Regions from separate parts of the Homo sapiens genome. Here region 2 is linked to region 1. Evidence: read pairs that join two places in POLR2A ChIA-PET (ENCODE). Cell type or tissue: OCI-LY7. All regions are shown on one strand. Links, peaks and the distances in the headings refer to the core of each region. The heading gives the core; the rest is flanking DNA.

Region 1 (8,340 bases), core at 1,265-6,264:
ACAAATATTCAGCACATATTTGCAGGGATCTAGCTCCAGGAAATACATTTTGCAAAATGACACTTCTCAGCACAGCACAAGGATTTACTTATGCCTTGCATAAGGACTGCCAAGAGGAAGCTAATTAATATGCTAAGTGCTCACTCCTATTTATAGACACTGGTCCAAGTTTGGTTTTCGGTTAACATGTACATAGAACTCTGACATATATTTATCCTCTCTTTTCCACTTTTAATACCTCTTCAAGCAAAGTTCTAAATTTTTTTGGCTTACGTTTTTATGATATTGGACGCATAAAGGGTACTTATTTCAGCCTTTTGTATATGTTTCTTTGCCTGATCATTGAGGGAGAAGTAAAAATGATTTCAAGTGATATTTCTAAGTGATAAAAATCTGCAGGCACAGAACTGTTGCTTGTCTTGACTAACATGATGTTTTATACTATCTAAATTTTTCGTGTATTGGTTTCTGACCCCTCTATCAGCATTAGCATTGACTTTTGAGAGTTAACAGCAAATGCTGTAGATAATTCAACATCTTCCTTGCACTCAGGCAGTTGCAAACATATCTTTATTAGGAGTTGGGCAAAAAGATCTCTATGTTTCTTAAAACCTTTCCCTTTAAATTATTTCTAGTAGAGGTTGGATTTGAGATCTGCCTCTACTTGCTAAGGGCTATTTATGATTTATTTCAACCTTTAGCTGGCTCTAGGGGGAAAAATGAATAAAGTTGAAACTAAAAGGAGGAGAAGCTTAATCCTTAGTGAAATTCCAGTGGCATGGAACACCCTGACTCTTACGATGGGTGCATTGTTAAATTTGTATATGTTTATTTTTTCTCAAAAATAAAATTAAACTCATTTATCATTTTTAATTAGAGAACAAGTGCCATCATTTTTTAAAGAGAACAAGTTTCAAGCTGTGAGTCTTTTAATGTAGACTGGTCTCTGAGACTTTTCTGAAGCACAATGTGGAAATTTTAAACCCAGTCAAATATTTTTCTTAGGAAATTGGTGATAGGTCATGGTGAGATATGGGTGTCATTAAATTTTCATAGAGGTTCCTAACACACCAGAGTCACCATAACATGGACACTGAGTATAATATCTCCAAAGAAGCATTTGCTTGTCTGCCGTGGCTCTGAAGGGACCTGTTACAGTCCATCAGTGAAATAATATGTGTGTTAAAAGTCCCTAAATATGTATTTACAAGATAGTCAGATCTGTTTTGGTCTATTGGGTTAATAATCCATGCACTAAGTCTGTATATAAGTACTCACGAGATACACAGATCAGCTTTGGTTCACTGAGTTAATAGTAAGTAGGTCTTTAAAAAGGCACCTAAATAGCCGCATAGTTTGTATTTTAGCAAGTTCAGAAATGCAGTCTATATACTAGAAGCTATTTCTTTTAAAGTGTGGATGCATTGCTCTTGCTCTGGTGGATGCCAAAAGGTGTGCTTCACTCTAACCTGTAATATTTTGCCATTAAAATGTCAGAAGAAAATTGCCATAGCACAAACTATATTGAAGCTCTGAGGCACAGCCCTCCAGGCTGGGGTGGATGCTGTCCTAGATTATGTCATACATACTCCACCCGCTATCACCGCCCAGGTCCAATACCCCACTCCCTCTCAGCTGACTTTGCTTCCTTCCTGTCAGTCTCAGACCAGCAGCTGGAGTAATCCTGTTATGGCTTTCCTATGTTCCAGCAACTTCCCATCTCAGAGTCAAAGCAACTTCCTATATCATGGTCAAAGCCAAAGGCTCCACAAAACACACCCTCCTTTCTCTGAATTCACCCCTTCCACTCTCTCACTGGTCTCTTTGCTACTCCTTGTACACCCCAGCATGCTTCTGCTTCAGGTCCTTTGCCCCTGCCCTTCCTTCTTTCTGAAAATCTCCTTTCACATGGCTAGATCTCTTATATTCTTTAGTTCTCTTATGAGAGAAGTCTTGCATTACCACTCTGTATAAGACAGCAACATCCTGTCCAACACCACTCTTATTATTTTCCATTAGTACTTCTCACCATTGAAAAGAATATGTCTTTACTTTTATGTTTATTGTTGACCTCCCTCTCCTAGAAGCTCCTTCCACTGGGGCAGGAGCTTCCTAATCCCATGCATAGATAACTGCCTGGTACATTTTAAGTCCTCATTAAATATTTATGGTACAAATGAATGAAAGCAGATGAAAAAGGAGTCTTCTTTCTACTTCCTTGATTGCCTGGTTGTGCTCATGTTTAGGTTGAAGAGGAATGCATATCTCTTTCTGAGCTGAAGTCTTCTTGGCCATTAAACCTCACTTTCCTGTGATATTCTCTCAGTGGCACAAAACTGGTACTTCCTTAAGGTGCTCATCCATCCCGCTCCTAGAGCTATAGGGTTATAAGGAAGCTCCTAGAGGAGCTAGGGTCATCTCAGCTGGTCACAGAAACACCAGATCAGTCTGCTTCTAGGTGTAACAGTAAAAGTGCAACACATAGACAGAATTAGCATTTCTAAATCTCTTCACTGAATGAGCCTAATGGTGTCCACCACAGGCTCCAATGATGGCAGTGGACTGACTAGATTTTGCAGTTTGATGCAGCCACAAGGGATGGCATGTGCCACTCTATGTGTGTGTCACATAATGATAACAGACTGAGGAGTACTGGGCAGAACCATTATTCTCTCTTGAATCTGGTAAATTTCTCTGGAGGTATTCTCCCATGCCTCCACTCCCACCTTTAACCATGCATGTTGTTCTCAAATGCATCCTTTCTAATGATTGAAAACTGTCATAGCAACTCCTTCCTTATTTGAATTTCACAGGAACATTCTTTATTTCAATCACTCAGAAAGGAGCCTTTGGCAACGGAATCACAGCTGACAGCAAATTAATGACTATGATGCTGTGATTAGTTGAGATTACAGGCTACAGAGAGCTTGTCTGAGAATTCACCACTGACATCATCCTGATGCTGGCTTCTGCTGGGGATTAATATTGGTCAAAAAAGAGGTTGTGGTTCAGTTACAGTAAGCTCCATAGAAATGTAAGGAAATCTGTCTGTATTGTAATATTTCAATGACATGCTGATTCATTTAAAGGGCTTTTACTGTTAACTTGCTTAGCCTAAACAATCTTCCCCTATGCCCTCCCCGAGCACACTGACTTATTTTAATAAAGCTTTAAGGCATCCAAATAAAAAGTTGAAGTGATCTACATAATTCCAGTCCCCAAACTGAAAGTATTCATTAACCAAAAGGAAAACATAAGAATCTTGAATTATTTGGATAAGTCATTCAATTTTATAATTTATTTTACATGAATAGACAAAGCAATGGATATTGTAATGCATGTCAGTGCTTGAGTAGATTTAGAAAATAAAACTTTTCAATCAACTTAATAAAGAGGAGGTAAAAATTTAACATGAACAACACAAGAATGACAAAAACCATCTACTCAGTTACCAGTTGTCATTTCACATCCTTCTAAATTTTGGCTGCAAAGAAATAATGATTTCTGTAATCCCCAGGAATGACTTTTGTGGGGAGAAGATTTCAAACAAACGTCCATTTGCTTTAGATGAGCTTCCTTATTTGATTTCAGATCCTCCTAAGGGAAGAGATTTCAGGATTTCCTGGTTGTAAAGTGGAAGAGAACACTTTGCTGAACTTGTATGACATCACCTGAAGCATTAAAAGGGCAGGTGACCATGGGTTCTCTGCCTGTTTACCAAAGCTTCTTTACTTCCTCAATCTATTTTATTTTTAAATGTCAGAGTAGTCTGAAACCTTTCAAAGATATTCAGGCTGCAGAAGCAGAGGAAATATTAGGATACATTCTTTAACTTTTGTGAGAGCTTTTAAATAATCAATGGATGGACTTTTCGAATTGTTATATATCACAGTACAGATATTCTGACATTAAACCATGTGAAGAATAAATATAGTTTAACAACAAAGGGCATGAGGCCATCTCTATTTCTAGGAAGTCTGTGAAATGGCTCTTTAGAGTACAGACCAGAGGCACAAAGAGAGTATTGCATTTCCAAAGAATACAATATAATAAAATTTAGTTTATCAATGAAAATTAGAATATTATACAACAAATGAAAATAGTAAACACAATCTTTGTTTTAAATATATTTTTCAAACTCCACTTGGAAATCCACATATATTATAGAACAGATTTTAAAAATGTAGCTGTTGCAATATTATTTATTAAAAAGCAACAAAATGAGAGCAAATTATATTTAAGCTTATACTATAAAAATATTTTCCAATATACTTAAAACACGAGAGCCACATAGCTAAAGCAAATAGTATTTGAAAGATCTTACACTGGATATGTAATAGACAAGACATTTCTCACTGTAATAAATTAATTTCTTTGTTATACAAAACCCCTCAACCGTAACTTCATGAAGAAATGTGAAGTGGTATGAAAATGACCTTACCTCATATTCAAAGTCTTCTGTTCTGTCTGCATCAGCAGGCAAGCTGGAAATATACTCATTGTCCTCATAAAATTCATGCTCCATTGGATGTAGAGAATGGCAGCTATGGGGAATGTAGCAATATGATAGGAATAGATTAAATGGGTTGTTTTCCAGATTAAAACTGATTTTAGAATTTCACTTTAGTTTGCTCTGCTTTGGAATAAGATCTGTAGTGATCTAGTCTTTAAACAAACTACAGCTGAGGAAAAGCAATAGCTTTTCTTTCTCCCTCTACGTGAAGTCCATCAATTTGCAATTTCTGAGAGAATGCTAGGAATAAGGGCCTATGGTCAGAGTTGTATTCTGTGGAAAGACTGATGTGAAATCTCTGACAGTCCGTGGTGCTTTATTGATACTTTCTGGCCTGCTTCCATTCCACTGAATGTGACAAGCTCCATACGTGGGTGTGTGGCATTTGAGATTGCAGTCTACTCAAAGAGGGGTATTTTGTCATAAAGTACTACCAATTTCATAATCCACAGCTGCAAACTATTTTTTGAAAACCATTTTCAAAAGCACTTATTTTTTCAGACTCTAAAATGTGCTCACATTGTCCCCTCCTCTCTTTCTTAAGATCCCCCTTTCTCACTCTCCCTCATAATGCACATTTTCCCCTCTTTGATCAAGGACATATACACAAATATTAAAGAACATTCATGGCGATCAATCAGTGGAAACTCCTATAAGCCACAAGGTTTCAAAATACCTTTAGAAAATTCTCAGTGACAGAGAGAGCAGATTACATTAAGGAAATGAGAGGATATGGCTTTTATGTATTTCAACTTTTAGGAAATTTTTAAATAGTTTGTAAACATGTTATTCGATTTAGTATGTTCTGATATAAAGACTACACATCATACCATATGAAGACTAAGCATAGTTTAACAGCAAAGAGCATAAGGCCTTTTCTATTTCTAAAAGACACTGAAAAAGCCTAAATACAATTGACAAGTTGGTTGCAGATGAGACCTCTAACTCCTGCCAGTGTGGATCTTTTTGAAAAATTGGAGATAGCAGTATCAATTAGTTCCCTTCTCCCTTGTTGAAAGGCAAGAGACCCATCCTCATGCCCTCATACTATAGTCAGCGTAAATATTCTACCAGCCTCTCCTCACTACTATCTATGGCTGTCAGCTCCACACAGGTCTAACTAGTGTAGGCCAAAATGGTAAAAGTAATACAGGCAGCACCTTGCCTTGTGTCTACCAGATAAATCTCCTTGCTTATAGCTGGACTGGGTCCGCATAGCCCTTTTGGGCTCTTGGAATATCGAAGCCTGCTGCTTTGGACATCTGATGTGTTTCCCTTGTCTTTCGGATAGTAAGAAGGGAGCCCTGCTGTGAGGAACACTTTATTCATTCGACGTTTATTTAGTGGCTGCCAGATGCAAGGCCAAGTGCTGGAAATATGTTGGTTTACAAAATCCAATTCTGCCCTATTAATTGGGGAAAGCAGCAAAGTGGGAATTTTAATACAGTGCAATAATTAAGGGAAAAATACAGGAGCCTTGGGAGCACATGGTAGGGGTGGACCCACTGCAGCCCTAGGAAGTTTTCTAGAGGAGGTTGTCTCTAAGCTAAGGTCTGCAGGACCTAGGAAGAGCAGCAAGATGCACTGGCTAAGGGGGTAGGCATTGGGGTCAGACCTCTTAGGCCTAGAAGCCTGGCCCTGTCACTTTTTTGCTATGTGATCTTGGCCATGTTACTTAATATCTGTTCCCTCATCTTAGACATAGAATGTTGATAATATAATGTACTCCCTCCTAAGATTATTGTGAGAACTAAATGAGTCAATAAATGCAAAACGTTTGGAATAATACTGAAAGCATGTTAAGTTAGCTAATACAAGCTAGCTATTATTATTCATTCAAGGAAGTATTTGTTGGATGGCTACTATGTTTTAGGCTGTATTAATGAATATTATATATTTGTTTCCTTGCTTTTTGTTCAACTCCCCTTGTAGAATATAAACTCTAGAAGGCAGTGACTTTATTTTTGTTCATAGTTTTATGCCAAGCATCTAGTTGCAAGCCCTGACACATCCAATTTGTGTCTGATACAAAGGGCTATTTAAAATAAAGAGATACCCAAGACAAACAGATCCCCTGCCTTCCTGGAACTCGAAGTCTCAAGAAGTGTTTTCAAAACTTGGCTGCACATTAGGATTGCCTAGGGAGACTTTTGAAAATTTCTGATGCCTAAGCCTTACTCTAAGAATTCTCATTTAATTGGCCTAAGGAGTGATTCAGGTACTGATACAGCTTCTGAAAGTTCCCAGGTGATTCTATTGTACATCTGTGACCCACTGAAACGGGCTTATGGGAGCCAGCCATCAAAGGGCAGGAAAGTGGCATGACTCAGATCTTTGTTTTATGAAGTAGAGAGCGGATTGGAGTAGGTGATGAAAATGCAGGCTAAGGAGACTATTGCTCTTACAAACTCTCAATGTTTGAATATTTGCTCGAAAGCTCACAGAACACAATGAATTGGGCAAGCATACTTTTAAAACTGTTCAAGTAGGATTATTTGAATAAAATCTCTCTGACTTCCTTTAAATTAGGCAAAAATCAGGAGGAAGTATTCCTTGAATAGATCTTTATTTGATAGCACTATACTTACTCTCTGACAGCCAAGATCCTTTGTTTATATCTCAATATATTGGGTAAGTGCTTTCGTCAGAGAATTGCACTTTAATTAAATCAATTTCCTAGCTTCTCTTTAAAGAAGAGAAATGCAAGGAAGAGAGAGAGGTGGCCCACAGAGGAGAATGTGGTGCCAAGATGCCACTTCCACATGAGTCTTAATAAGGTTTTTGGCAGCTTTGGTGAGAAAAGTGATTTCCCTGACCAGTGTTCATGAGTAGCATGAGGCTTTTGACAGCTAGTAATATGAAGATGAACTAATCAGAGCCAGAATTTTTCACAGCAGCTAGCAAGTATGATTACCCAGGTGGAGCAACCATGTGGGTCAGGGAGAGTAGCTAGCAGGGACCACTGAGAACTAATTGCACATATCAAAACAGGGGAGACATTTTCCAAACGGAGCTGGGAAGCCTGTCTCCATAACTGTCAACCTGCTAGTGGAACTGCTTCTTTTCAACATCTGCTTTACGTGACAAATGGAAACAAACAGGGCTTTGGAAGAAATGATAGAAAAATACCTGTCTGAGAGCAGGAATGGACAGATGTCTGGCACTGGAGGGGTAGGTGGACGAAGCTTGGCCAGAGCCATGATGTGTTCGAAGGTGATGTCCGTCTGAGTGCTGGCATTCATAAGCTGCACTTCTGAAGCCATCCCATAGGCTGGTCTACTAAGAGGTGTTCGCCTTAACACCTGCACCACAATGGGCTCCTTGGCATTGCGAAAAGCTTCCACTGCCTCTTCATGAGTGGCCTTTGAAAGATCCTTCCCATTGACCTACAAACATATAAGGACATTGTTCATCTCAGAGGAAAGATCAGAGAGGCTGTCATGATAGATTAATAAAAGACAGAGAGAAAGGTTTCAACCAGCCCTGATATGAATTTTGTAATGGAATATTTAATCAGATATTAATATTTACTGAAGTCTTTACCAACATGATGAAGTACCTGAGATTACAACAACAATTACTTCTGTATCTTTATAAAGTATCTGGAGTTGGTTAACTAGTAAAACAGCAGAACTATTAGCAAAGATTTAAAAATTTAAGTAACACATCTGCTTCAGAAAAGGGTCACCGAAGTCTTCAGATAGTTAGAAATGTTAAGTATATCCTACTTTTTCATGATCTATCAATCTCTCGGTGAGATTTTCAATATTTAATCAAGGTCTTACTTGCCTAAAATTTAATTTTTTAAGATATTGTCAAATTTCCTC
Region 2 (5,000 bases), core at 1-5,000, 1.2 Mb after region 1:
GGCGCCATCTGTTCTATGCTTTGACCATAACCCCCGTGCCACAAAAATAAAAGACACCAACCTGTGCCATGATTTTACAAAGCCACTTGGGTTCCACAAAGTACAAGTCACTTAACTGCAGTGCTGGGTCTTGAAAATGAAGAAGGACTCCTGTAGTAAAAAGTCATCAAACAGTGAAACATGGAATCTAGAACAAATATCAAGGGGCTTTAGAAAAAATCTAGTCCAACTTCCTCATTTTGCAGGTGAAGAAATTTCAGCATAGCTAGTGACAGAGCTGGGACTAGAAGCTGTGCATCCTATGGTCTAAAGTTCCAATATTATAATGGAGTATTTTTAAACTACATAAAATGATCATATTTAAGCATATTTGAGACACTGACATGCATTACAGAGCATATTTCACACATAAGTAGAAATTCATAATTTTCTGTTTCGCTTGCTGAATACACACTACAAAGACATGTTTTATTTTCAAATACAGATAAGAAACACAGCATATCTCAGCATACCTTAAGAACGATGGGGAAAAGGAACAGATCATAAACCACGGGAAGCTATTTTTTATACAACAGAATCTAGGGATCAAAAGCAGCTTCCCAGTCACTTACTCTAGTACTATCAAACAACTCACACATTTCTAGCAAGGTAATATGATCAAGTACACAATTAGCACTGAAGTTGCTTTGAGAATTTTCATCTTTGAGATCAATATTTGATGCAAGAGAGCTAGATCTTCCACTCAGAAGCTGCATCATCTCAGGGAGCCATTGACTCTCCAAGCGTCCCAGTTAGACCATGCCAACAATAATTCCCCTTTGCAATATAAAAATAACTTTCACATGCACTAAACTCATTTGACATTATGAATGTCATTTGACTATTCAGGGTTCCACAGCTCCTGAATAGTAAAGACAAGTTCTAGAACCCAAATATTTTAACTCCCACTCAGGGACTCTTTCCACTGCTTTACTCCTAGGTGATTTCTAAATTTGTTTTCTTATGACATGATACATGATTTGTCATGAACACACATGATGATCTTCCAAAAAGAAAAAAATCAGTGGCCTATTAAAGAACCGTATGGATATTCTCTCAACTTTGAATGTAAATTCTATAAAAGATTCAGAAACACTTTTATAAGTTACTACAGCTGAGCTTTGAAAATAAGGAACGAAAAACACAAACCTGATTCATTTAGAAAGTGAACTGCGTGAGGAAGCTCATTTTCATCTAACTGCAGCTGATTTTCTCTCACTAGTTGTAATAATCGTTTCCGGTCAATTACGGGAAATTCAATTGGCACATTTTTACGCTCCGATAAAATGATTTTTTCAAGTTCTACATAGCAGTCTGGAATCAGCTGTCCAACAACAAGCTGATCTCGGATCTATGAAATTACAAATGACAAGCCGTAAAAATCTATTTTATTTGTGTATTTGTCAAATGGTTGGCAAATTCAGTGCTAACAGTTTTTACAGAAACAGATATATTATTCAGAAGTACATTTTTAAATAAAATCAAAATATAATAAAAAGCTATTTAGGTTGTAAGGAACAAGTACAATGAAATTAAAATAGGAAAATTGTTGATTCAGAGGCAAATTTGGAAATATCAAATAAAATAGTATGGAAATATTTATCTCGCTATCCAGAAATTCCATGGAAAAAAAAACAAGATAAATCACTAACCATAAAAAAGATTTTTTATATCCTAAGACATTAAACTTAATGTGAAACAGACACGCTAGTATAAGATATCAGTACAAATTACAAGAGCTTTTGGATATTATTATATTTTAAATATTCAAGGTAAAATATTAAATTTTGTGCTTGGTTATTTGTAAAATGTTATATTGGGAGGACATATATATCAACAGTGAAACGCAGAGACATAAAATCCCACTCAAGCTATGTTTTTCATGGAACCTTGAACTTGGGAAAATGAGAAATCATCTAAACATCAGTGATTCTGATAGGAGAGGATGATCATTGTTCTGTTGCTCTTAGAATCTAATCACTATCAACAAAATGAGAAATATATAAAATAAGATTTTTTTAAAGAATGGCCCTAAGAGGATAGTTTCTACAATAAAAGTATCTTCCAAACGTTTTTTAAAATATAATTTTAAATAGAAATGCAACTCTTAATAATATCCAGAGTGCCGTTAAGAACCACCAGATGGCAAACTCTCCCTATTTCTGGACCTATGGAAATTACATATTCTTTTTATCTGAAAATACGAATCAGAATTTCTGCTTAAATTCTTACACTTACTACAAATAGAAATTCAGCACACACAGAAAAAAATTAACTTGGTCTTTTTCTACTTGTGACTAAAAACTTAAAGAGACAACCATAACCATTACTTCCATATTTACCTGCAAATGGTTACTCAAGAGACTGTTTTCATGTATCTCTTAACCCAGAGAATTAGAGATAATTTCACTAACCTCCACTTTTCATGTTCCCTCTCTTAGTCGTTCATAAATTAAGATGAAATTGAACTTCAGATTGAGGTTTATGTTTTAATCCAAGGCAGGAAACCTCCATATAAAAATAAACAAGAGTTCTCAAAGAAAGCAAATCAAGTAGAAACGGGATGAGTTTTACGGGACTACGTCTCAAGGCCCACAGAGATGCCTGCTCTGCTAATGGGCTGGACAAGATTAAAAGGAGTATTGTCAGCATTGAACTCTGTTTTGTCCTGCTTCTCCTTTCAGCATGATTATCAGTTAACTGACAGGCTGAGCCAAAAAACAAAACTTAAAAGTGTCTGCACAGACACCTGTTAATAAGGTTGAGACAGAAAAAGATTAGAGAAGAGCTAAGATCAAAGGCAAATATGAAAAATAAATGAGAGGACAAAAAATGATCTCTAATAGATTAAAAGCTGCTCTTTGAATTCAGGTTGAAGCACCTCAGGGAAGAAAGAATTTTCAAGTTCTGGCAGGCTCACAGGCCCTGGGTCATCTGAAAGAGTCATTCTTCTACAAAGCAATCAAATGAGTTTTCAAACCATTATGCCAGAATGCTGCATCCATTAGCAATATATACTTTTCTTTCAATAATACTGGTATTTCTCAAAGCATTTGTTTTATTTCCTTGTAAAAAGTTGTCTTCAAAGGTGATTTATAAGTGCCAAAAGAAAAACTAGTCTGACTTATTGGTAATGATATCTATTAGACAAAAGCAGTATTAATACAGCTTAATGAACCATCTTATCTGTGACTTTGCATCAACTAAATTCAGGCCTTTTCAAAACAAACTCATCCTCCAACAAGTCTTTTTAAAGATATGATACATTCTCTGACAACAATGACAAAAAGGGAAACTCAAAATATTCTCAGTAACAACAAAGTTATTGAAGTATGGGTATAGTCTCAGAAAAAAAAAACACCTGGATTAAGAGATTAATTGGATGAATAAATTTTGTGTATTTGTTTTTCTTTAAGTCATATTAGTTTCTAATTACATGTCCAACAAGAGAATAGGAAAGTCTACAAATAAATAATATGTCATTTTTACATGACATTACCATCTATCATCAATAAAACCTTTTAATAACTGTAATAAATGTGTGTTGAAGGATACAAACATACAAATTCTCTCCCTGGGCACCGCAAAAGCCATCACTTTTACAAATGGCTCATTAGGTTTTGGAGTGAAGCACACATAATCTATATAAATGGAACAGAACTAAGCTAACTGGCCAGCATGGAGTTATAACCAAGGTGACTATATAATTTATCATCCAAATTGGAATGCTTTTGAGAATATAGTGGGACACTATTACATAATTATGCTGGGACTGCCCAGGCCAAATAGGACTCTATTTATCAGCCAGTATCTTGATCATTAGTGCTATTGAGCTAAGCCAAGACAGACTAAGTGAAATTCATCATTATGTTTGTCATATGGAACTATCAAGGGTATTTTTCAGTACAGTTTACACCACACTCCCTGTAGTACCCAGTGAAGATTTCTTTTTTCTGCCAAGTATTTAAAAAAAAAAGTGTTCTCTCTGATAACTGATTTATTTACATTTTATAAAAATTTGGCTTACGAGAAGATAACTTTAAACATTTAAAACATAATTCCTAAAATAAAAAGCCCATTTTGTATGAACTAAGTAATTAGTGAGACACTGCTGAAAACCAAGTTAGTGGTCTTCATGACTAAATAAAACAGCTGCCTCACAATACGGAGGGAAAAAAATTGGAATGGGAATCACAGTGACAAAATTCATGAATGAGTGGCACAAAAGATCAAGATGTCCATAAAACAGGAATTCCAAAAGAAAAGAGGAAATGGAAAAATAACAGTTAAAGAATAATAGAAGAAAGATGATCCCAAGACCTCAGTATTCACCTTTACCCTTGTGATTGAATCACCACTATAAGAAGTTGAATCAGAAAAGGCATCAAAAACATTTTCTCAGATTCTCTCTCAGAAACATTTTCTCAGTATCCCAGAAACGGTCTCTTAGTTTCTCTCAGGTTCCTCTAATTATTTTTTGTTCCCATTTCTATGAATTAGAAATGAAGTCTGGCATAAATAATTTTAAAATGGAAAGGACTTTAATAATGCTAACAGCAACAAGGAAAGAAAACCCACAATTTTAAGTGAGTTGCTCACTTCTCAAAATTTCTGACATTTCTAGGCAGTTGAGAATCAATAAATTACATTTCTCTACCAGCCTACCATGTTACCTTGAAATTAAGGCTCTCGTTTATGATGGTTTTCCGAAGTTTTGCCAAAGCATCAGATTCCTCGGTGGCATTCACAAAGTGGTAATCTCGTATGGCAGGGAACCCTCGCTTATTCAGGAGTTCCTTGGTGATTTTACTCATGCAGGCTTTGCGTTGCTTCTCATCAGAAACATCCAAATGTGTGCCAACGAGAATCACAGGGGAAGAAGAAGCGCGAGCCTGGAGGGAAAGACACAAAACCCTCTTGTGTTTGCTTTCAAACTGGGCCTGCTCACATTCCTGTTGATA

What was found. ChIA-PET counts read pairs that join two places held together with the same protein. Peaks named below come from ENCODE experiments on the same cell type or tissue, not always from the same donor. Only the 100,000 strongest peaks of a DNase experiment are listed, where the experiment ranks them.
Region 2: POLR2A ChIA-PET joins it to region 1 with 5 read pairs; 2 of 35 experiments call an interaction of 5 or more read pairs at or near these places.

What each region holds. Positions count from the first base shown.
Region 1 is chr12:41,506,015-41,514,354 of GRCh38, reverse strand. It overlaps PDZRN4 (PDZ domain containing ring finger 4), which reads right to left. Exons shown (of 10, transcript NM_001164595.2): 4 at 7,643-7,899; 5 at 4,442-4,544. Among named protein-coding and RNA genes, the nearest start is that of PDZRN4-AS1, 98 kb to the right of the region's middle. In OCI-LY7, for the core only: no CTCF peak of the experiment used is centred there; a DNase peak (open chromatin) is centred at 3,694; H3K27ac peaks cover 602 bases.
Region 2 is chr12:40,310,362-40,315,361 of GRCh38, reverse strand. It overlaps LRRK2 (leucine rich repeat kinase 2), which reads right to left. Exons shown (of 51, transcript NM_198578.4): 31 at 4,713-4,931; 32 at 1,189-1,390; 33 at 62-150. Among named protein-coding and RNA genes, the nearest start is that of MUC19, 81 kb to the left of the region's middle. In OCI-LY7, for the core only: CTCF peaks have their summits at 1,988 and 2,188 (motif pointing right); DNase peaks (open chromatin) are centred at 231, 1,241 and 2,231; H3K4me3 peaks cover 1,221 bases; H3K27ac peaks cover 2,514 bases.